Linked DNA regions of Homo sapiens: region 1 is linked to region 2. Evidence: chromatin loops called from intact Hi-C (ENCODE). Cell type or tissue: Calu3. All regions are shown on one strand. Links, peaks and the distances in the headings refer to the core of each region. The heading gives the core; the rest is flanking DNA. Region 1 has its middle 350 kb from the start of MIR7977. Region 2 holds the start of NAALADL2 (N-acetylated alpha-linked acidic dipeptidase like 2).

What was found. Hi-C counts contacts between places; a loop is a spot of excess contacts. Peaks named below come from ENCODE experiments on the same cell type or tissue, not always from the same donor. Only the 100,000 strongest peaks of a DNase experiment are listed, where the experiment ranks them.
Region 1: a loop joins it to region 2, with 3 times the contacts of the local background. A loop is called at or near these places in 2 of 110 quality-filtered maps.

What each region holds. Positions count from the first base shown.
Region 1 is chr3:176,162,080-176,173,039 of GRCh38, reverse strand. No RefSeq gene overlaps it. Among named protein-coding and RNA genes, the nearest start is that of MIR7977, 350 kb to the left of the region's middle. RefSeq lists an enhancer at 121-699. In Calu3, for the core only: no CTCF peak of the experiment used is centred there; a DNase peak (open chromatin) is centred at 5,599.
Region 2 is chr3:174,853,977-174,864,936 of GRCh38, reverse strand. NAALADL2 (N-acetylated alpha-linked acidic dipeptidase like 2) reads right to left here and starts at 5,603. Exons shown (of 14, transcript NM_207015.3): 1 at 5,487-5,603. The coding sequence starts at 5,529. In Calu3, for the core only: a CTCF peak has its summit at 2,655; DNase peaks (open chromatin) are centred at 1,256, 2,636, 4,936, 5,666 and 2 weaker places.

The DNA of each region.
Region 1 (10,960 bases), core at 1,680-9,679, 1.3 Mb before region 2:
ACACGAACTTACAGGAAAACTGGGTGTTGCGTGAGTAAGTTATCTTCTGCTGCTAGGAGAAGATATATTCTACCTCCCACAAAGTAAGCATGGAGCAAAACAAGTGGCTATTAGAAACTGGTCCAGAGGTCATGCTTAAACAGCAGAGGTAAAACCAGGGTTTTCTGCTAACTATCCCATCACCCTCTTTTCCCTCAGCCAGGAATAATGCCCTTTCACAGCAGTTCTTTGTTCAATAAATGCCCGCTACCACCTCCCTAGGCTGTAGACTAAGGAAGGGCAACCAGGTCAGAATTGGTTTTGGTGCCTGTTTCCTCAAAGACTTGTTATCATAGTCTTTCTTTGCTTCTTTCCAGGGAATCTATTTCAAACCCTTGAAACATAAAAGAATCTAATTTTGTCCCATTCATCAGGACAATGGGTCCTCTACTCTGCTCCTTCCTTTTCTAAGGAAGGCTACTGTTAGTCATTCCAAGGCACTGTTCTTTTCTTCTTTTCTAAGGGGACAGTGTTTTCAGTAAATCTCAGGAAGCTTATGGTCTTTTTGTTCTTTGGAAGAAAAATAACACAACTATTCTTCATAGAAAAAGTTACTTCACCAGGTAGAAAATATGAAAGAGATAAGTGTATCTGTTTTTGTCTCTCTGTACCTTCAAATCACTATTCACAATTCCACACTAGCTTATTTCTTATGCATAGGTATTATATGTCACTGCTTAAAAAAACACTCATTGTCCGTGGTGGACAAACTTTAAGATGACCCTCATGATCCCTACTTCCTGGAGTTTACAATTTCATATAATTCCATCCCCTTGAGGTCAGTGGGACTGTGACTTGCTTTTAACAAATAGAATATAGCAAAAATGATGGGATGTTCTTCCTGCGTTTCCATTATGTTATATAAAACTCTGTCTTATTATCAGACTTGCTTGAGTCTCTCTCTCCTTGCAGACTTTGAAAAAGCAAGAAACAGTCACCCAAGTGGGGAGGAAGATGCCTACCTAGTTGAGCCTCTGGATGAGAATCAAACCCTAGCTAACATGTCAATTGCAGGCTTTTCAGGTCCTTAACAGAAGATCCAGCTAAATAATGCCTATACTTCTGACCTGTGAGATAGCAAATGAATTTTGCTTTAAGCTGCTAAGTTTGTGGTAAATCTTTATGCAGTATAGAAAACTAATACGGTCACCTTTGAAATAAATTTCCAATGCTTTATTGTGGCATTCAAAGCCCTTAATGGTTGGTTCTATTTTTTTTTTTTTTTTCTAATTTCCTCTCTTGCCAGTGCAGTGACCCAATCACCTACAAAACATCCTGGCTACATTTACATTCTCATTCTCTTGCTCCTGTTATTTTCTCTGTTTAGAATTTCCTTTCTTTCTCCCTCCCTCCTTCTCTCCTTTCCTTCCTTCCTTCCTTGCTTCCTTTCTTTCTTCCTTCTTACCTTCCTAGTGAGCAACCATTTACCCTTAGAAGTCAAATATAATAACCACCTCTAGGCTGCCTATAAAAGTACTTGCTACTCAATGCCCCCTAAAGGTCAACTTGATTGATTCTTTTTTGTGGTCTCATAATATTTCCTGTGTAGCTCTCCTATGGTACTTATCATGTTATTTCCACATTAATTTTTATGTTTTTCCTGTTATAGTGTGAGTTCCCTGAGACTGGGCACTGTATATTATTTATCCGTAGATCCCCAGAACCTGGACTAGTGCTTTGACATACATCTGGCATCCAATAAATGTTTGTTAAATTGAATCAAACTGAATCGATATTCCTAAAGGTAGAGAGTTTTATTGTTTGGCACATCATAGGCATTTTAAAATGAGTATTCTGTGTATAATTGCTTACATTTTTTAACCACATTATCTATTCTGGCAAAGAATCATTAAAGGCTGTAGGCTGCTTTAATGAGATAGGGGCAATTCAGGCAACAAGAAATTACCTAATGGGTTTTGCTGATAACATTAAGGGCTAGCAATTCTACTTCGTAATTATATGATGCTTAGAGGAGGGTTGAATAAATACATAGAATCATAACATTGGGATGCAGGAGAAAGTGATCCAACTAAGAATCTGATAGAAGAATGCATGTAATTATGTTTTTGAAAGAAAGTAATACATAGAGAATCAATCCAAAGAAATGAAAAGCTCACTTCCAGTAAGTAGCACAACTCAGCATTCTGCAATAGACTAGCTACCAAAGTACTTTGGGGTTGAGTAGATAACCCCTAGAATGACCTGACAATATAATAGTGTATGATAGATTCATTGCAGGAAGTGAAAGTAGAATCTATGGAGGAGGAGGTAATCCCAGCAGTATATTAGAGATACGATTCTCAAAATCATAAAAACTAAAGGCTAAAATCTTTGAACTGCAGGTGTTGATCTCTCCTAGGTTTAAGAAGTTTTTCACTGGAAGTGAAACAAAAGAATGGTGTGATCAGTACATGACTTGAATATCTGGGCCAATCCTAAATTAAAAATTGTAAATAATGAACAACATGAGGTATGGCAAGAACCTCCCAGAATATTGCTCTCCACTCTCTAAATTTTCAGTGATACATTTCCCCAGAATTTGTTGGAAGCCCAATAGCTCCAATTAACCACTATAACCTTTGCAGAAGTGGAAAACTAAAATATTTGCTCCTCTTCTGAGGGGAATTTTGTCTCTGTTTTAATTCTGGAATGAATATAGAGACTCCTATCAATGTGAAGCTTCAGTCTAAACATGCATTTTGAGCCCTGTAACTTGCTAGATGTATCATCCTTGGCAAGCATTAAAGTTCTCTAAACTTCAGCCTCCTCATGTGAAAAACAATAACGACAACTTGTTGTACTACGGCTACAAATAGACACCTAATATCTTATTTTGGACATCAAATAAGCCTAACACATTCTGGTATACAGTAAAATACTTCAGATATATTTGTTCTTTCTCTCTTTTTTATATATTAGATTTTTGAGAGTAACTACATTAGGATTTGGATTTACTATTAAAAATTCAAGGTTTATAAAGAGCCTGGCCTCAAATGTTCAGGGTGACCTTGCTCCCACATTTTCTATGAAGCCTAAGGGTTGACCCATCTTCTCTTCTATCTCTGCTCCTATCTATCTTTTGAGACTGTTGGAATGAATCCTGGAAACATACTCTTCTTTCCCTAAATTTTTTTGACTGTTTTGAGGATGTTTGTAAGACTTTAACTGGGTTGCAATGTGGTCAACTTGTAGCTCTGATAACCAGAAACTAAGTTGAAACAAGAAATTCTTTAGGTTATATTGCTCTTTATTCCCTGGTCTGTATCTTTCTACTAAACTTGTGATGTTTTGTAGAAAACAGACTATATCAGGAACAACAAAGAATCACCAAATGCTGCACAATTGACACTGAGAGTACAATTCTCATTTGAACTAGTGACCCAGAAGTGGCAATTGTTTGCCAGGAACTCTTTGTTTAACATCAAAGCATAACAAGCTAACACCAGAAGTGTGCGGTCTTCTGCATTTTTTTTTTAAAAAAACAAAACAAAACAAAAAAAACTTCTGAAGGAAAAGAGATACAGAAGATAACTATCAGTTTAATTCTAGTTCTTATTAAAACACACATACACACACACACACACACACACACAAAGAATGTTAAGTTGAATTATTTTCCTAAATAATTATTTTGGAACAAGAAAATGATGATGACATGTTTATTATTTCCTCATTCAAGATGATAAATTATAACATAATTCATTAATTTAACTGTCTCTGAATTGCTTTAGTTAAGGTATAAAATTCTTACAACTTAAAAAATTCAACAACTTCAACTATACTATCATGTTTAATCAGTTTTTTGGTTTTATAATATTTTACTTTAGACAAATTTCAAATTAAAATAAATGAATAATACATTAATGAGATTTAATGACTCTTAGAGATGAGGTTTCTGGCACTTTCCAGAGTAAAAAAAGAAAACTAAAAGATTTATCTCAGTCTTGGCAACATGAAAATTACAGAAAGAAAATTTAGTTCAGATTAAGAAGACTTTTGTTCTTTTGTCTCCACCATTATTATCTCTGTGATTTTAGCCAAACCACTTAACATTCTGTAAAATTGAGATGTTATTTTCAGCCCGGTCTACCTCTCATGATTTTTGTAAATATTACATATACAGAGACACTTTAAATTGTAATATGTATAATATTATATGATTGTTTTTATGCTGGTTGCTAAATATAGGCTCAAATTTCCTTCATTATAATGTATTTCAACCATTCAATTTTTATTTCATAAATTGAAATCCAAGTAGATATCTGCAGAGTACAATGGAAACTATACAAGTATGTAAGGCAATCGACTTGGTAAAATATTGAGGGATCATTGCTGGAAACTACTCTTAAACCATTTCGTGTAGCCACAGCCACAAATCTTGCACCACAGACATTGATCAAGCCAGAGAATGGGGTTGTGATTAGAATGGCATACCTATGGAACTGATGGGAAATTAATTTTGGAGCAAAGATTTCCTATCTAATAAGACAAGGAGAAAAGTTTATTTGAAGTGGTGCAGTCAATTGTTTATCAGAAATTTGGGTTATAGATTCATGTAAGAATTAACTTGTTATAAGTTGGTTGGACCTGCCTCACACATTCTATTCAACACAGAAATTCAAGATAGGCAGTATTTCTTTTAATTATCAGCATGGGATATGGAAGACTTATAATAGGATTCCAGTTTGATAAATGGTATAATTTTGAAGTTATTAAGTAATGTGTGTTCTTTTCTTTTCTGCTTTTTTCTCCTTCCTCTTTTCTACAACTGTTGAGTCTATAAAAATGAAAATTCCAGTTCACTAAATCTCTCTTTAGCTAGAGATATTCTAGTCTGCAGCCTTACTATTCCATTGAGCTTTTAAGTTACTCTCTTTTACATTTTAAAACTCCATTTGGTTAGTTTGCAAATCTGTGCAACAAAACTTTATAGTTATTCGTTTTCTTCCTGTATTTTCAAGTTTGTCTTTTATTTCTCTAAATAGTAGTAAGCATAAATTTTTATAAAATACACATTTTTAGTGTCTTCTCTCTAATTCTGTTGCCTTTTTTGGGGGGTGATATTCTCACTTGTGGTGACTGGTTTCCTTGGTGCTAAAATTTTTAACTATTAGCTATTCAATTTTATTAGAAAATTATTTAGGGAAATTATTTTTGGCCTAATATTATGGTAGGTTTCCCTGGAAGGGATTAATGTTGCTTTTACCAGATATTTTGGAGCATATCTAACTAAAGGACATATTAATTTAAATGGATACTTTGAGGTTTTCTGGAGCACACAGATGGTATAAAATTGAGTTGGAAACCCATGTAAGGGATGGCTTTCAGTGGCAGGCCTTTTCCCCTCTGCTCTCCTCAACAATAAAGCATTATATATCTCAATTTATTATTTACAATAATAAGTAAAAATGACAAACAGGTTTGGGAACAAACACAATTGACTCATGGTAAGTATTCAACTCGACTGGTATGGGCATTAGTCATTAAGATTTACAGAGTTTCTGGAGCAAGTTGCTTCGTCTAGCAAGTCTGGTGAGTTTAGGTAACATAATTCTTCCTACCTTTCAGTTTGGCTGGACTCCAGGGGAATTAAGGTGAAATTACATGACCTAAGAATAAACAGGTTGGTTGGGAAACAAATCATGAAATATCTGAATTGTTGTTAGGATTTATGGGTACTTTTGAGTTGGTTATGGAAAATCATTAACATTTGTGTAGTTTTTGCTTTAGAGTGGAATAAAATGAGAGCTCTTCCTAAAACTAGTTCACCAAAATGAATAGAAATGCTTTAATTTTAATTATTTATGGAAATGTGGAGATAAAATTATCAGAGTTCTATTACAGTAAGTCGGATGAGAAAGAAAGCTTTTCAAATAAGGTAATGTTCCTGAGAGTAAATAGGAGGGGCTGCTATGAAAGTCATTGTAGGGTTTCTGTAAAAGGCACTTAGCAAATGATAGTATCTATGAGAGAGAAGAGTCAGAGATAAATAACGTCTATCATCAGTAACAAACCATGGCCTTAATCATGGGGCATCACACCATCCCAATCACTGTGTTACCAACTCATTAAGATTAAAGGCAACTATAAGGAACTAAGTGATAATAGATCAATCATCTCTTAAAGGAATGAATGAATTCTCAAAGTCTAGGACTGGAAAATATCAAGACAGAATCTGTTTTCTTGTTTTCCAACGTCAGTTCACATGAACTTGGGAAAAAACCTTCAGATAGATAGATGATAGATAAAATGAAAGACAGAGAGATTTATTTCAGCATGAGAGAGTCTTTCCTATTTGATGTTTATTTCTTTTACTTCATTAGTAATTTGTTAACAACACTAAGTATATATTTACATTGTAAAAGACATGGTAGGGGCTATATGTTAAAATGTCTGGTCAAAAGTAAATAAACTTCCTTAATTGCATTTATAATTGTTATTATGACTACTTCCACTTCCACTCTCTCTGGGAAGGTAAAACTTCTTACAGGTTAAAAAAGGAGGAAAAAAATACCCATAAAATATCTCCCTGCTTAGTAAAACAGCTGCTGCTCCTGACTGCTTCAGTTTATGGTTGAATAAAAATTAAATACATGATACCCTGAAGAAAATTTTTCAATTACATAAAATGAATAAACCATGAAGACAGAATGAGCTACCACCAACTTATCATACATTACTTTCACAAAATAATTTATATTATTTTATTTTCTTCAATCTTAATTTTAAGACAGAGCCTATAACTGTGCAATGTAAGTGGAACATTTTTATATATTAATTATTAATTATGTGACGATCAACCTAGTCATTTAAGTGACAATGCAAATTTATCCTTAATATGACTGGAAGTACAGATTGACTATACACCCTCTGTGCCTTTGTTTTCTCTTTTGGATTTAACTACCATATGGCTTGTGACAACCAGGAAAAGTGAAATAATTTACTAGGTTTAAAGATCAGACATGTTTAATACTTGCACATTATACGCAATCATATAGTTTGTTTTGGTCTTGTAATTGTAAGTGTTCTTTTTATGTTCTACGACTCTAGGCTAACTATGTCACATTCCTAAAATGGATACATGGATTATTTTCTTTTTTTAAATTTTTATTTCAAAACTAGGAAACAGGTGGTGGTTGGTTGCATGGAAAAGTTCACTAGTGGTGATCTGAGATTTTGGTGCACCCACCATGTGAGCAGTGTACACTGTACCCAATGTGTTGTCTTTTATCATTCACCTACCCAACCCTAACCCTGAAGTCCCCAAAGTCCATTATATCATTGTTATGACTGCATTCTCATAGCTTAGCTCCTGCTTATAAGTGAGAACATATGATGTTTGGTTTGCCATTCCTGAGTTACTTCACTTCTTAGAATAATGGTCTCCAACTCCATCCAGGTTGCTGCAAATGCCATTATTTTGTTCCTTTTTATGGCTGAGTAGTATTCCATGATGTGTGTGTGAAAATATATATATATATATATATATATATATATATATATATATATAACTTTTTTTATCTCCTCATTCATTGGTTGATGGGCATTTAGGCTGATTTTTTTATTTTTGCAATTGTGAATTGTGCTGCTATAAACATGCATGTGCAAGTCTGTTTTTCATATAATGACTTCTTTTCCTCTGGGTAGATACCCAGTAGTAGGATTGCTGAATCAAATGGTAGTTCTACTTTTAGTTCTATAAGGAATCTTCATACTGTTTTTCATAGTGGTTGTACAAGTTTACATTCCCACCAGCAGTGTCCAAGTGCTCCCTTTTCACCACATCCATGCCAACATCTATTATTTTTTGATTTTGGTCATTCTTGCAGGAGTAAAGTAGCATCACATTGTGGTTCTGATTTGCATTTCCCTGATCATTAGTGATGTTGCACATTTTTTCATATGTTTGTTGGCCATTTGTATATCTTCCTTTGAGAATTGTCTATTCATGACCTTAGCGTAATTTTTGATGGGATTATTTGTTTTTACTTGCTGATTTGCTTGAGTTCCTTATAGATTCTGTATATCAGTTCTATGTCGGATGCACAGTTTGTGAATATTTTCTCCCACTCTGTGGGTTGTCTGTTTACTGTGCTGATTATTTCTTTTGCTGTACAGAAGCATTTTAGTTTAATTAAATCTCATCTATTTATCTTTGATTTTGTTGCATTTGCTTTTGGGTTCTTCGTCATAAACTCTTTGCCTAAGCCAATGTCTAGAAGAGTTTTTCCAAAGTTATCTTCTAGATTTTTTAGGTTTCAGGTCTTAAATTTAAGTTTTTGATCCATCTTGAGTAGATTTTTGCATAAGGTGAGAGATGAGGATGCAGCTTCATTCTTCTACATGTGGCTTGCCAATTATCTCAGCACCATTTGTTGAATCGGGTATCTTTTCCCCACTTTACGTTTTTGTATGCCTTGTTAAAGATCAGTTGGCTATAAGTATTTGGATTTATTTCTGGGTTCTCTATTCTGTTCCATTGGTTTACATGCCTATTTTTATGCCAGTACTATGATGTTTTGATAACTATAGGCTTGTCCTATAGTTGGAAGTGGGGTAACATGATGCCTCCATATTTGTTCTTTTGGCTTAGTCTTTCTTTGGCTATGAGGGCTCTTTTTTGTTCCATATGAATTTTAAGATTGTTTTTTCTACTTCTGTGAATAATGATGACCATATTTTGATGGGAAATGCATTGAATTTATAGAATGCTGTGGGCAGTATGGTTATTTTCACACTATTGATTCTACCCATCCATGAGCATGGGATGTGTTTCCATTTGTTTGCATCATTATGATTTCTTTCAGTAGTGTTTTTTAGTTTTCCTTGCAGGGATCTTTCACCTCCTGGTTAGGTATATTCCTTTTTAAAAAAAAATATATACTTGAAGTTATGGGTTACATGTGCAGAACGTGCAGTTTTGTTACGTAGGTATACACGTGCCATGGTGGTTTGCTGCAACCATCAACTCATCATCTACATTAGGTATTTCTCCTAATGCTATCCCTCCCCTACCTCCCCACCCCCTGACAGGTCCTGGTGTATGTTTTTCCCCTCCCTGTGTCCATGTGTTCTCATTGTTCAACTCCCACTTATGAGTGAGAACATGTGGTGTTTGGTTTTCTGTTCTTGTGTTAGTTTGCTGAGAATGATGGTTTCCAGCTTCATACATGTCCCTGAAAGTTTGGGGGGCTGACTGGGTATATTCCTAAGTATTTTGTTTTATTTTTTGCAGCTGTTGTAAAAAGGGTTGAGTTTTTAATTTTATTCTCAGCCTGGTTGCTATTGGTGTATAGTAGTGCTACTGATTTGTGTACATTGATTTTGTTTTCTGAAACTTTACTGAATTTGTTTATCAGATCTAGGAGTTTTTTTGGACAAGTAGGGTTTTCCAGGTATACGATTAATCATTGGCAAACAGCAACAGTTTGACTTTCTCTTTGGATTTGGATGCATTTTATTTCTTTCTCTTGTCTGATTTCTCTGGCTAGGATTTCCCATACTATCTTGAATAGAAATGGTGAAAGTGGACATCCTTGTCTTGTTCCAATTCAACTTTCAACTTTTCTCCATTTAGTACAATGCTGACTGTGGGTTTTTCATAGATGACTTTTATTACCTTGAGGTATGTCTCTTCTATGCTGATTTTGCTGAGAGTTTTAATCATAAAGGGATGCTGAATTTTGTCAAATGCTTTTCTGCAACTATTTGGATGATCATAAAATTTTTAATTCTCTTTATGTAGTATATCACATTTATTGACTTGCATGTGTTAAACCATCTCTGCATCCCTGGTATAAAACCCACTTGATCACGGTGAATTATCTTTTTGATATGCTGTTTGATTCAGTTAGCTAGTATTATGCTGAGGATTTTTGCATCTATGTTCATCAGGCATATTGGTCTGTAATTTTCTTTTATTGTTATGTCCTTTCCTGGTTTTGGTAATACAGTGATACTGGCTTCATAGAATGATTTGGGGAGAATTCCCTACTTCTCTATCTTTTGGAATAGTTTCAGTAAGATTCATACCAATTCTTTGAAGGCCTGATAGAATTCATCTGTGAATCCACTTGGTCCTGGACTTTTTTATTTGTTGGCAATTTTTAAATTTCTGTTTCAATCTCGCTGCTTGTTGTTGGTCTATTCAAAGTTTCTATTTCTTCCTTAATCTTGAAAGGGTTGTATATGTCCAGGAATTTATCCATCTTCTCTAGATTTTCTAGTTTGTGCATGTAAAGGTGTTCATAAAAGCCTTGAATGATCTTTTGTATTTCTGTGGTATTTGTTGTAATATCTCCCATTTTGTTTCTAATTGAGCTATTTGGATCTTCTCTCTTCTTTCCTTGGTTAATCTTGCTAATGGTCTATCAATATTGTTTATCTTTTCAAAAAACCAGCTTTTTGTTTCATTTATCTTTTGTATTGTTTTTCTTTTGTTTCAATTTCAGTTAGTTATGCTTTGATCTTTGTTATGTGTTTTCTTCTGCTGGATTTGGGTTTGGTTTGTTCTTGTTTCTCTAGTTCCTTGAGGCATTACCTTAGATTGTCTATTTGTGCTCTTTTAGACTTTTTGATGTAGGCATTTAATGCTATGAACTTTCCTCTTAGCACCTCTTTGTCTCTATCCCAGGGGTTTTCATAAGTTTTGTCACTATTATCCTTCAGTTCAAAGAATTTTTTAATTTCCATCTTGATTCCATTGTTGACCCAAAGATCATGCAGAAGCAGATTATTTTTCATGTTTTCTGTAGTTTCAAGGGTTCTTTGTGGAGTTAACTTCCTATTTCATTCCACTATGGACTGAGATGGTACTTGATATAATTTTGATTTTCTTGTATTTATTGACACTTGTTTTGTGGTCTATCATATGATCTATCTTGGAAAGTGTTCCCTGTGCTGATGAAAAGAATGTGTATTC
Region 2 (10,960 bases), core at 912-8,911:
CATCCTAATAACATCTTCTTTGCAATCTTTGCAGTCACCTGTTATTTCTTCACTTATATATCAAGTCTAATACTTTCCAATAATAAATCAAATACATGTTTGGTTAATAGTCCTCCCCCAAAAAACTGTGATACAAAGAAGTTTGGCTTACTGTCCTACTCAATTAGCTAAATTTGTTTAAACTCCTTCCAAAATCCAGAGAATAGCATACAAAGTAATAATTACATTTATATACTTATAATCTTAAGATTATTACTGCATCTTTTGTTCAAAGAAAAATTCAAAAACAGATTCAAACTTTTAAATAGATGGAAAAGTTTTTATTGCATGATTAATAATAACGTATAAACAATCAAGTCATCCTGTAGTTATGTATCACCTTTTCTTCAAGAAGATTTTACAGTGACTTTAATTGAAATGTAAAATGTTTCCCTTTGAAACAATTTCAGTACCATAAAATATTATTTAAATCAAAGGGGATTAAACAAACTCCAGGAACAAACTCCATATTTCAAAGTGTTTGAGAATTGGCTTTTCCTCCAACAGCAGGTTTTAACTAAGTACCATGTCATTGACCACCTTTATCTCACGTTCTATTCAAGTACACTGCTTGCCATCTTATTTCTAATAAGGTAAAGATTCCACTTCCACTTAGAAAGACAAAGAAAAAATTAGCTCATAAGCTCAGTTAGTTGATTTCATTAACTATTTCTTAGGCTTTACTTCAGATTTTGTTTTCCTAATCTCTTTTGCCTGCTGCAAAGACCCTCTCTTGTACCTGGAAAATGTACCCAGTCCATCTTCACATGCACCTTTGCCTAACTCACTCATTTAGGTCAGACTCACCTTGGATTTCATGCCTTGACATTTTCAGCAACTTTCTTTGCTCCAAATTTGCTTGATTTTGTTTTGAGATTATGAGACTTTCCAGCAAAGATTCTGGAAATTTCAACTCCAAGATGTCCTGTTACCTCAATATCTAAATGTCAACTCTGAAATTCCTCAGGTCTTCAAGTGTTTGAACCTATCATGAAGGGCTAGTGAAAGCCTTCCTCATGGAACACAGGTCCAACAGGAGCTCCTTGCACTTCTGTTAATTGAAAATGCTATTAAAGTTCTGTAGGCTGGGAAGGAAGAGTCACATACTGGTTAGTCCTCTTTGTGGCATCACAAAGATTTCAAGGCACTCACAGTCATGGTTTCTGATGATGAATACAGAGATATTTTTCCCACCACAGAAAGTAAGCATGCACACCAAACCAGTATAACAGGTTGGAGTACAAAGTACTACTACCCTCAGGCTGCAACTTGGAAGCATAGACACTAAGGCTCCTCCTGCCTAGAGTTGTTTTTTTTTTCTTTTACTTATTTTAAATAGAATTAGTGCCATTTCTAAACAATGACTCTATTATGAAGAAACATTCCATACATGTGCCTATGAACTTACAAGCCAACTTCTCCTAGCTGTAATGAAAATTAACTAAATGTCTTACAAGCTAATGTAACTTTTGTTTAGTAAAGAGAAAACCCAAGCCTGGATGGACAGGTTCCATAATAAGCTCACTGAATACTCGACAATGCTTTCAAGACCATAAATATAGAAACTAAAAGACGTCAATATGGAAAACATTACTAAGACTGCTTTCTCCATTAGAAATAGGAAAGTAAATTACTCTAGAAAATAATGCACCAAATTCTTCCGTAAAACTGCAGCAAACGCAGTTTTGAGCAGCAGGTTAGAGACGTGGCCTCTGGCAATGGCTTCTGTGAAACCAAAAACAATTTTCCTAGCTTCATAGGATCTCTGTTACTCTACAAAGTAAAAACATTGGACTTGAGACTATCTTCTAGCTTGAAAATGTTAATTTTCTGAAGATTATTTTTTCCTAACTGTGATGGCAAAATTCTCCTTCAGTGGGTTGAAGAGTTATCTCCTGCTGGTTGCTATCTAGAGCTAGCTCTGCATTCCTCAGGATCCAGCCAACTCCTCTGTACTTGGAACATCTTCCCCCAGAGTTCTACTGTTTTGTAGCCTTCAGAGTAGGGATTTCCTAGAGCTAGAGAACTAAGAAGAACTGAAGTAGAAGGAGAGCTATTATTAGAAACGCTCAAAACATCCAGGCAGCTGGTAGGCAGCACGAGTGCCAAGTGTATTAAACAGCCCAGGGAGGCGTAACTTAAAGATTCCTCCTCTCACAAGATTGTCCCAGCATTAAACTCAGAAATACTTTTTATTCAATTATCTCAAGGGCCAATTAGTATATCATATTATTTACAAAGAGGAAGGTGCCCTTGAATATATTTCGACTAAAGATGAAAAGGAGAGAAAGAACATGTTAAAAGCTCATGGAAACTGGATTCCTGAGGTAGCAGGAGCTCAGCAGGTGAAGCACATAGCTGGATGCTGATAGATTCTTTCCCCATTTTCCAATTCTGACTAGGACCTACTCTGTTAATAAGAATCCTGGGAGAAGTAGGAAATGGACATCCTTCGAGGCAGAGAAGAGGTAAGAAGCCCTTATACGTTCAAGGATGGCCTCTGAAGAAACTTTAGCCTAAGGCATATTCCAGGTAGTTCCCTTCCAGGAAGGGAGCTGTCACCCTCCCATCTCCCAGCCATGTCCCTCCCTCTACTCCTGTTACAGACTGATGGAGTGATAGAGTGCCACTCAGTGGTGCAGGTGAGTTTGCAGGCATTATGCAAGAAAAATGATCCTTCCCTTCACAAATAACAATGCTTAGAAAGCACTTACCCCTATTCCTTATGCCATATTATTTGTACAATTTTATTCATATTTGCAACGTTTAGAAAAAAATTCTAGCATTCTCTCCTTACCTAGATAATTTATTTTATGAATCCTGAGGACATTATGAACCTTCATGTATGATAGCTTTACACAATTCTCCGCTGGGGTTACCTTGTCATTGGGACTAAAAGAGGAGATTCCTTTTTATGTTTGAAAAGCTAATTAAAATCTGTTCACACAGCTCAAGATAACCTTGGAATAACTTCACTTTTATTCAGGAAAAAAAAAAAATGGGTTCTCAATACTACCAGAAACACTAAATGTTAATGGCATATGGGCTCCACTAACCAGGGCACATGCAACTAACCCCCTGAGAGTATAATTGGGTCAGAGATGTACAGAAAAAGCACTGTGATGAATAATCATTGATAATATCTATGGCTAGCCTTTCAAATTGTAACTAGAGATCATTCAGTGAATCTAGAAAATCTAGATACATGGCCTTAGAAAATCATTATTCAAAGCACTTGATGGAGTTCCAATGATAATCTACATAATATATTATCCTCATAGTCAAAACACGTAAGTCATCCACATGTTTAATATACAAAACATATTATTTTAACATAGTTATTTCCACTAAAGAACATCCGTTTGTAAGTGGAGCTGACAATGAGTATTATTTGAAAGAACCTCAGAATTTTTTATAAATGTCATTAAGTCAAAGGTGAAATTGAACACTAGAAAATAACTTTTCATTCACTTTGGTCATTTTGAAACTCAATTTCAGATTTTGGACAGGGTATCACAGACAACAGAAAAATGTTAAGGCATTCCATTGCCTTTATAATGTAAAGAAATCCAGAAACGAAACCAACAACTGAACTACCATCGGTTCTTTTTAACCCTCACTTGATTAATAGGTGCTCTTAAGAATCTTGATGCAAATATAACTGGTAGGGAAGCACTTCAATACTCCAAGAAGATAGATCTGAAATATTTACAGACCTACCAAGGATACATTTAAACATGAATAAGATCAGAAGAGAATAAATATTTTATTGAAAAGTTTTCAGAGTATACAAACAAAAACTCCCTAGTATATAACTGATTTCACAAGTTTTACCCAACTACAAAAGGCTTAAAGATTAGGCACACTGTTCTTGAACTTAAAGCACACCATTCAAATTATTTACTATATCACTTGTGTTGAATTTTGTGCATGGTTTTCTGATTAATAATTCTGAAAATAATTGTAGTTTTATACATATATATGGATAGGGGAAAGGGAAGGCTATCCTTACACAGTGAAACATATGTATTACCAGAAACATAATATACATAAAAAGCACCAGAGAAAAAGAAAGAAACAACAACAAAATGTATACACAATCTGGGATTCAATTAAAAAAATATTACCCATGATCCTAACACAAAGAGGGATAATGAGTGAAATGGAAAGAGGCCTGGTTACTCCTTAGTTTATTTTGATCGCTGAATACAGACAGGTGATGCACCCACACAGCCTAGAATAGGCTATTTAGGTGGTTGCCAAACAGTAATAAACATTTAATGTAAAATCATTATCATATGCACAATTGGAACAAACTAGAGGCTTCCCATATACTTTCCAATGAAAAATATTAGAGACAAATAAGGAATATGTTATAATCTTGTACATAATACCATTTGTCCATAAGACACATAGAAATAAATGATTCTCATTATGCTAAATGAGCCTTTTACCTTACTGTTTTTCTTCAATAGAATTTATTACATGACTTTTGAAATTAATCTTTTAAATTAAAAATGCTTTATAGTAGCATTTTACACAGTATTTCAAGAAAGATTTTTAGGAAATATACAGAGATAAAAAAAGATACGGGGATTCTTAAGCAGGCTATGTAGAGAAAAGATTAAAGAAATGAAAGAAAAATATAATTTAACTATAAAATAGGTGATATATTTTTAGGATCATGCAGATCTATGTGATCTCATGGTATTCTAGAAGTCTATAACAAATATTGATTAGGCCCAATATCTACTTTCTTTTTCTTCTTTAAGAAATAACTTTTGTTACCCAAAAATGTGAAATGTGAGCGACCTTAAATTTGTTTCGGTGAACAAGCCTCTAACCAGAGATGCCTAGTCAAGCCAATGTCAACAAAGCCAGTCCTTTCAAAGGACAAAGGTATCTGATTAAGCAACACCTGTGAAATAAATCACAGCCTCCTAACTGATAGGCTCGCCCATGTTCCCCTGTTTTCTACCTTTTAAAAAGTGGTTATATTAATTACAGGGAAACTGAGCTGGTAAACTCCAGAGATGGCAAAACTTAATTACCAATAAACACTCCACAGGTAGAGACAAAAATCAAGGTTCTGTTAATGTTGGAAAAGGTCCAACATGAAAATGCACTGGAAGTTGGTTATACCATTTCTCCAACATTATACTGGGGATTAAGGATAAAGCTTTCCATACCCTCCACGGGTCCCCCAAATTTGTGATTCTGTGTTGCCTGAGTCTTTGTAAACAACTGAGAAAACATGCTTCCTCTGAATCAACAATCTCCACCTCTTTTCTCGCTCGCAGAAAACACCTTAAAAACAGGGCCAGGGCACCTGAACATGCATGCAGGGATGCGTGTGTGCATACACAGAAACACACAGACTTTGTAATCAACACTGCTTAAGTTTCTGATTGTGAAAAGTGAAAAGTTCATAGGCTGTTGGTACTTACCTTGCAAAGACGTGTTAGGTAAACTTGCTTCATTCTCTCCCATTTTATTATTTCTTTTTAAAGAGGGCCAAGCAGTTTCAAGTTGTGTCACTTACCCTGCAAGCTTTGTGACCTTCTGACTTTCTACTGTAGTATTGTAACAGTATACTACCTGCTTTCTTCTGTGAATAATTACCATTCTGCTTCCTGAGTTACCTGGGCTTGCAGGACCTGTTTTACTATGAAGTGAGATCATATCTTTTGATCCACTGTATGGCTATTAAAGTGTACTTCACAAAACATTGCTTTGTTTCAGTTTTGATATAAACTTTTAATTCTCTACTTTCACTTTAGTCCAGAAACATATTTATATTTTCCCCTAAAAGAGCATTGATATTACCAGTACACCAAGCTTCACAGAGTTTGGTTTCTTTGTTTTTGAGTGTTTCTAATCTACTTTTCCTACAGAAATCAAATTTAAAGTGTATTACACGACATTTATTTTTTAAACCATAGGGAAATAAGGAACAGCTCAGAGTCAGTTTTGTGCAGCAGTGTGAAGACAAGTTTTGGATTATCTCTAATACTTGCTGTGTGACTGTAAGCAAAGAATATAACTTCTTTGAGACTCAGTTTCCTAAACTATAAAATAGAATAATATCTAGTATGTATGAAGTATGTATGATTAGTACGAAGATTGAAAACACTAATGTATGGCTGTGCTAAACACTGTGAATAATGGACAATAAACAAAAAACAATTTCTAATTTTCCTCTTCCTTTTCCTTCTTCTTCCTTCTCTCCCTCTTGTTCTTCTGATGAGTGGAATGAATGCTGAACTGCAGCATTGATGTCCCAGATCATGTACTGACATCAGTTATGCAACTTATTAACTGAGAGACCTGAAAAAAACTGTTCAACCTAATCCTGAGTTGCCTCAAGGTCCTCATTTGTAAAAGGAGAGTCATGATATTTGCATTGCCTTTTGAATAGAAGCATGGTGAATATTAACTTAGATTAACTGTTGTGACTCAACAAAAATAATTCCCAGCAAACAAGAGCAACAAATTGGAGACGTATCTTTAAATATTCATTTGTATGTGAGAAAGCAAAGATATCACAGAATTAAGGCAATTTATTTAAGCTTTGTCCCCCATAAGGCACCTAGAATAAAAAACAATCTCCACTTTCTTCCCTCTAGAAATCCTTAACTTTGGCTGTAGTTAGACTAGTAAATAAATGAATATAAATATATATTCATATTCATATATATTAATATTTTACAAATTATATATTATATATTTAATATTGTAATAATTACATATTATTATATTCAAATATATAATATATAAAAACATTTTTATTAGTCTGCAGCTAATATATATATATAGGCTGTAGTTACACACATATATATGTATATGAAGCTCAAGCTCCTTTCTTTATAATCCATTGCTTTTTAATTTGAAAAAATCTATATATTATGTGTGCTAGCTTACTAATGTAAAAATTGACTATATAAGTTGTGTAAAGTACAGAAATGTCAAACAACAGTTTTTCTCAAAAGTATTAGAAATAAAGGCAAACATGACATTAAAAATTTCTGATTGCAATTGGGAGTTGTCTCTTTCATTTATTACCTCTCTAGGTCTCAGTTTCTTCTATGAGGGAGCTGGACCATTGAAAACCCATTCTCTCTTTATAATGCCAGGAGCCTCTGATTTAAAATCTGGGTTGTGGTTTGCTCCAGAATAGAATAACCCTTTGCCTATAGCAATTGCATACTGTAATATATATATATACACACCATGCTACATACTTTACCAACAGTAACTTGAAATTGAATGTTTGCCAATAAAACACTGTAATCATCACATTCTTACTTCACTTTAAAAGGACCAACACACATATCAATCCTCACTCATTATGACAAACTTGGAAATATATTTACAGACCTGCCCCAGGCACTGAAATTAGTCAATAACAGTTATAAAGCACCCATTATCTATGAGCTGAATTATAGCATGTGGTAAATTACGATGAAAGTGGAATAGAGAAGTCCTATTCTTAAACGATAACAAAAAATCCATACAAATATAAACACCAGAAAGGTCTTAAGTTCGTAAGTTCACAGAAAGTAACATAAATACTGATTGAGTAGAAAAGAATCAGTTGCAATACTAATAAAGTGCCATGTGCACACATATTTTCTTTCTCCTTCTGGGTCTTTGTGCATGCCTGGAAAATTTCTTCCAGGACGTTTTTTAACATACCTGGTGAGTTTTGCACATGCCTAAAAAACTTCTTCACCTCCCTTTTGCTGAATTCATATGCAGAAATTCTTGTTGAATTCAGTCTGAGTTCAGGTCCCTTCCTTGTGCTCCCAGACACCCCTTAACAATTCTAAACTTTTCATTTCACCATGGCTCTTGTCACATTATATTATAGGTACAGTAGGCCCCCTTAACCTCAGGAGAATACATTCCAAGACCCTTAGTGAATGCTTGAACCACATATAGTACCAAACCCAAATGACATCAATCGGAACACATTTGTGTTCATATCTTCCACCCACAAATTTAATGCCTTTTCCATCTTAACTAAGCAATTATCACACACCGTGGCTGTAACTTTTGCAGTCTGAGGTGTGACAGCTTAAACTAGCACAGATTTCTCTTTCCTTCTTCACAATTTTACAAATAGAAGGTATGTTCTTACAGTAGATCTTGGAAACCTCAATAAAATTTTCTTTCCTAATTAACTCAAAACTTTCATCTTTTCAATTAAAGAAATCACTTTACAGCTTTTCTCTGGCATATCTGAATTGCCAGCCTCATAACTTTTGCATTTTGGGACCATTATTAAGTAACATAAGAGTTGAAAACATGCACCAAATTACCATGAAAGTCCTTCTGATAACTGAGATGGATCCTAAGTGGCTAACAGGCACCTACAGTGTGAATAAACTGGACATACGGATGATTCACATCCTGGGCAGGACAGAATGAGATCTCATCAAGTCACTCAGAATGATGCACAATTTTACACTTATTGATTGTTTCTAAAATTTTCCATTCAATATTTTTGGACCACGATGATCATTGATAACAAATTGTGGAAAGGAAAAGTGTGGATTCAGGAAGACTACTGTACTTCTTAATTATTTCTCAGACTGGGCACAGGAGCTCACGACTGTAATCCCAGCACTTTGGGAGGCTGAGGCAGAAGGATCGCTTAAGCCCAAGAGTTCAAGACCACCCTGGTCAACATAGCATAATCCTGTGTGAACAAACAATACAAAAATTATCTGGGCATGATGGTGTGTGCCTGTAGTACACCTACTCAAGAGACTGAGATGAGAGGATTGCTTGAGTCCAGAAGTTTGAGGCTGCAGTAAGCTATGATCATACCACTGGACTCCAGCCTGAGTGACAGACTGAGAACCTGTCTCTCTCTCTTACTTCTCTCTCTCATATATATATATATATATATATACACACACACACACACATACACATATATTCATATCTATGTGTATATATATTCATATCTATGTGTATATATATTCATATCTATGTGTATATATATTCATATGTATGTATATATACATATATACACATATATACATATCTTTCATATATATGAGACATATACATGTGTGTGTGTGTGTGTGTGTGTGTGTGTGTGTGTGTGTGTGTGTATTTCTCTCCTGACACTCTGTTATGCCAAAGACACTTTAAAAGTAGTCATCAAGTTCCTGGCACCTAGCCCAGTTCCTAGCACACATTGAGCCTGCAATGAATTTTGTGAAAATGAATAAAATTACCATCATCAGAAAGGGTGAATAAAAGAGTCTCAAAGAAAACAAAGACATAGATTAGCAAAGAAGATGATAGAAAATTTTCAGTTGGGAAAAGTAACAAATTAAAGCTTAAAAGCGAAAAGTGATGAGGGAAAGTAGGGAGTTTTAACTGCAAGAGCAAAACATTAAGAGTTAGAAGGATATAAGAAATGATGGTAATTATGAGAATTTCCAAAATAAAAGTCAAAACCAGGATAAGAAATGAAAGAGAATAAGAAGTTAATACACCATAGTCATGCACTGAATAATGATGTTTCAATCAATGGTGGACTGAATAAACACAGGTGGTCTCAAAAGATTATAACGAAGCCAAAATTTTCCTATCGCCTAGGGATGTCATGGCTGTCATAATGTCATAGCTGTCATAACATCATAGCTGTCAAAATGTCTTGCATAAGACATTACTCACATGTTTTGTGTTGATGCTGATATAAAAATAGCTACTATGCTGCCACTCATGTAAAAGTATAGCATAGGCCGGGCACAGTGACTCACGCCTGTAATCCTAGCACTTTGGGAGGCCAAGGCGGGCGGATCACCTGAGGTCAGGAGTTCGAGACCAGCATGGCCAACATGGTGAAACACCATCTCTACTAAAACCTACAAAAATTAGCCAGGTGTGGTGGTGGGAGTCTGTAGTCCCAGCTACTTGGGAGGCTGAGGCAGGAGAATCACTTGAACCTGGGAGGCAGAGGTTGCAGTGAGCTGAGATCATGCCACTATACTTCAGCCTGGGCAACAAGGGGAAACTCCATCTCAAAAAAAAAAAAAAAAAAAAGAAAAAAAAGCAAAGCACATACAATTATGTAAAGTACGTAATATTTGATAATAAAAACAATGATACTGTGTTACGTATTCAATATATTATACTTTTGTTATTTTATTCTTTTAAAGTTTTTTGTCATTTTTATTCTTTAAAAATAATTTTATTCTTAATTATTATGGATACATAATGGTTGTACCTATGTATGTGGTAAAAGTGATATTTTGATACAACAAAATAATGTGTAATGGATATTAGCATAATTGGGATATCATTCACATCCAGTATTCATAATTTTTGTGTTAAAATCATTACAATTTCACTCTTAATGATTTTGAAATGTACAATAAATTACTGTTAACCATTGTCACCCTATTGTGCTACCAAACACTAGATCTTATTCCTTCTATCAAACTGTAGTTTTGTACCCATTAACCATCCCGTTTATCCCTTTCTCTCTACTAGGTTTCCCATCCACTAGTAATCTTCATTCTATTCTCTATCTCCACAAGTTCAAATTACGTTTTGTATGTCTCACATATGAGTGAGAACATGCAATATTTATCTTTCTGTGCCTGGCTTATTTCATTTAACATAATTGCCTCCAGTTCCATCCATGTACTGCAAAAGATATTATTTCATTCTTTTTATGGTTGAATAATACTCTTATTATGTATAAGTACTATATTTTATTTATTCATTCATCTGTTGATGGACACTTAGATTGATTCCATATCTTGACTATTGTGAATAGTGCTGCAATAAACACAGAAGTTCAAATACATCTTTGATATATTGATTTCCTTTCTTTTGAATATACACCCAGCAGTGAGATAGCTGGACCATGTGGTAGTTTTATTTTTGCTTTTTTGAG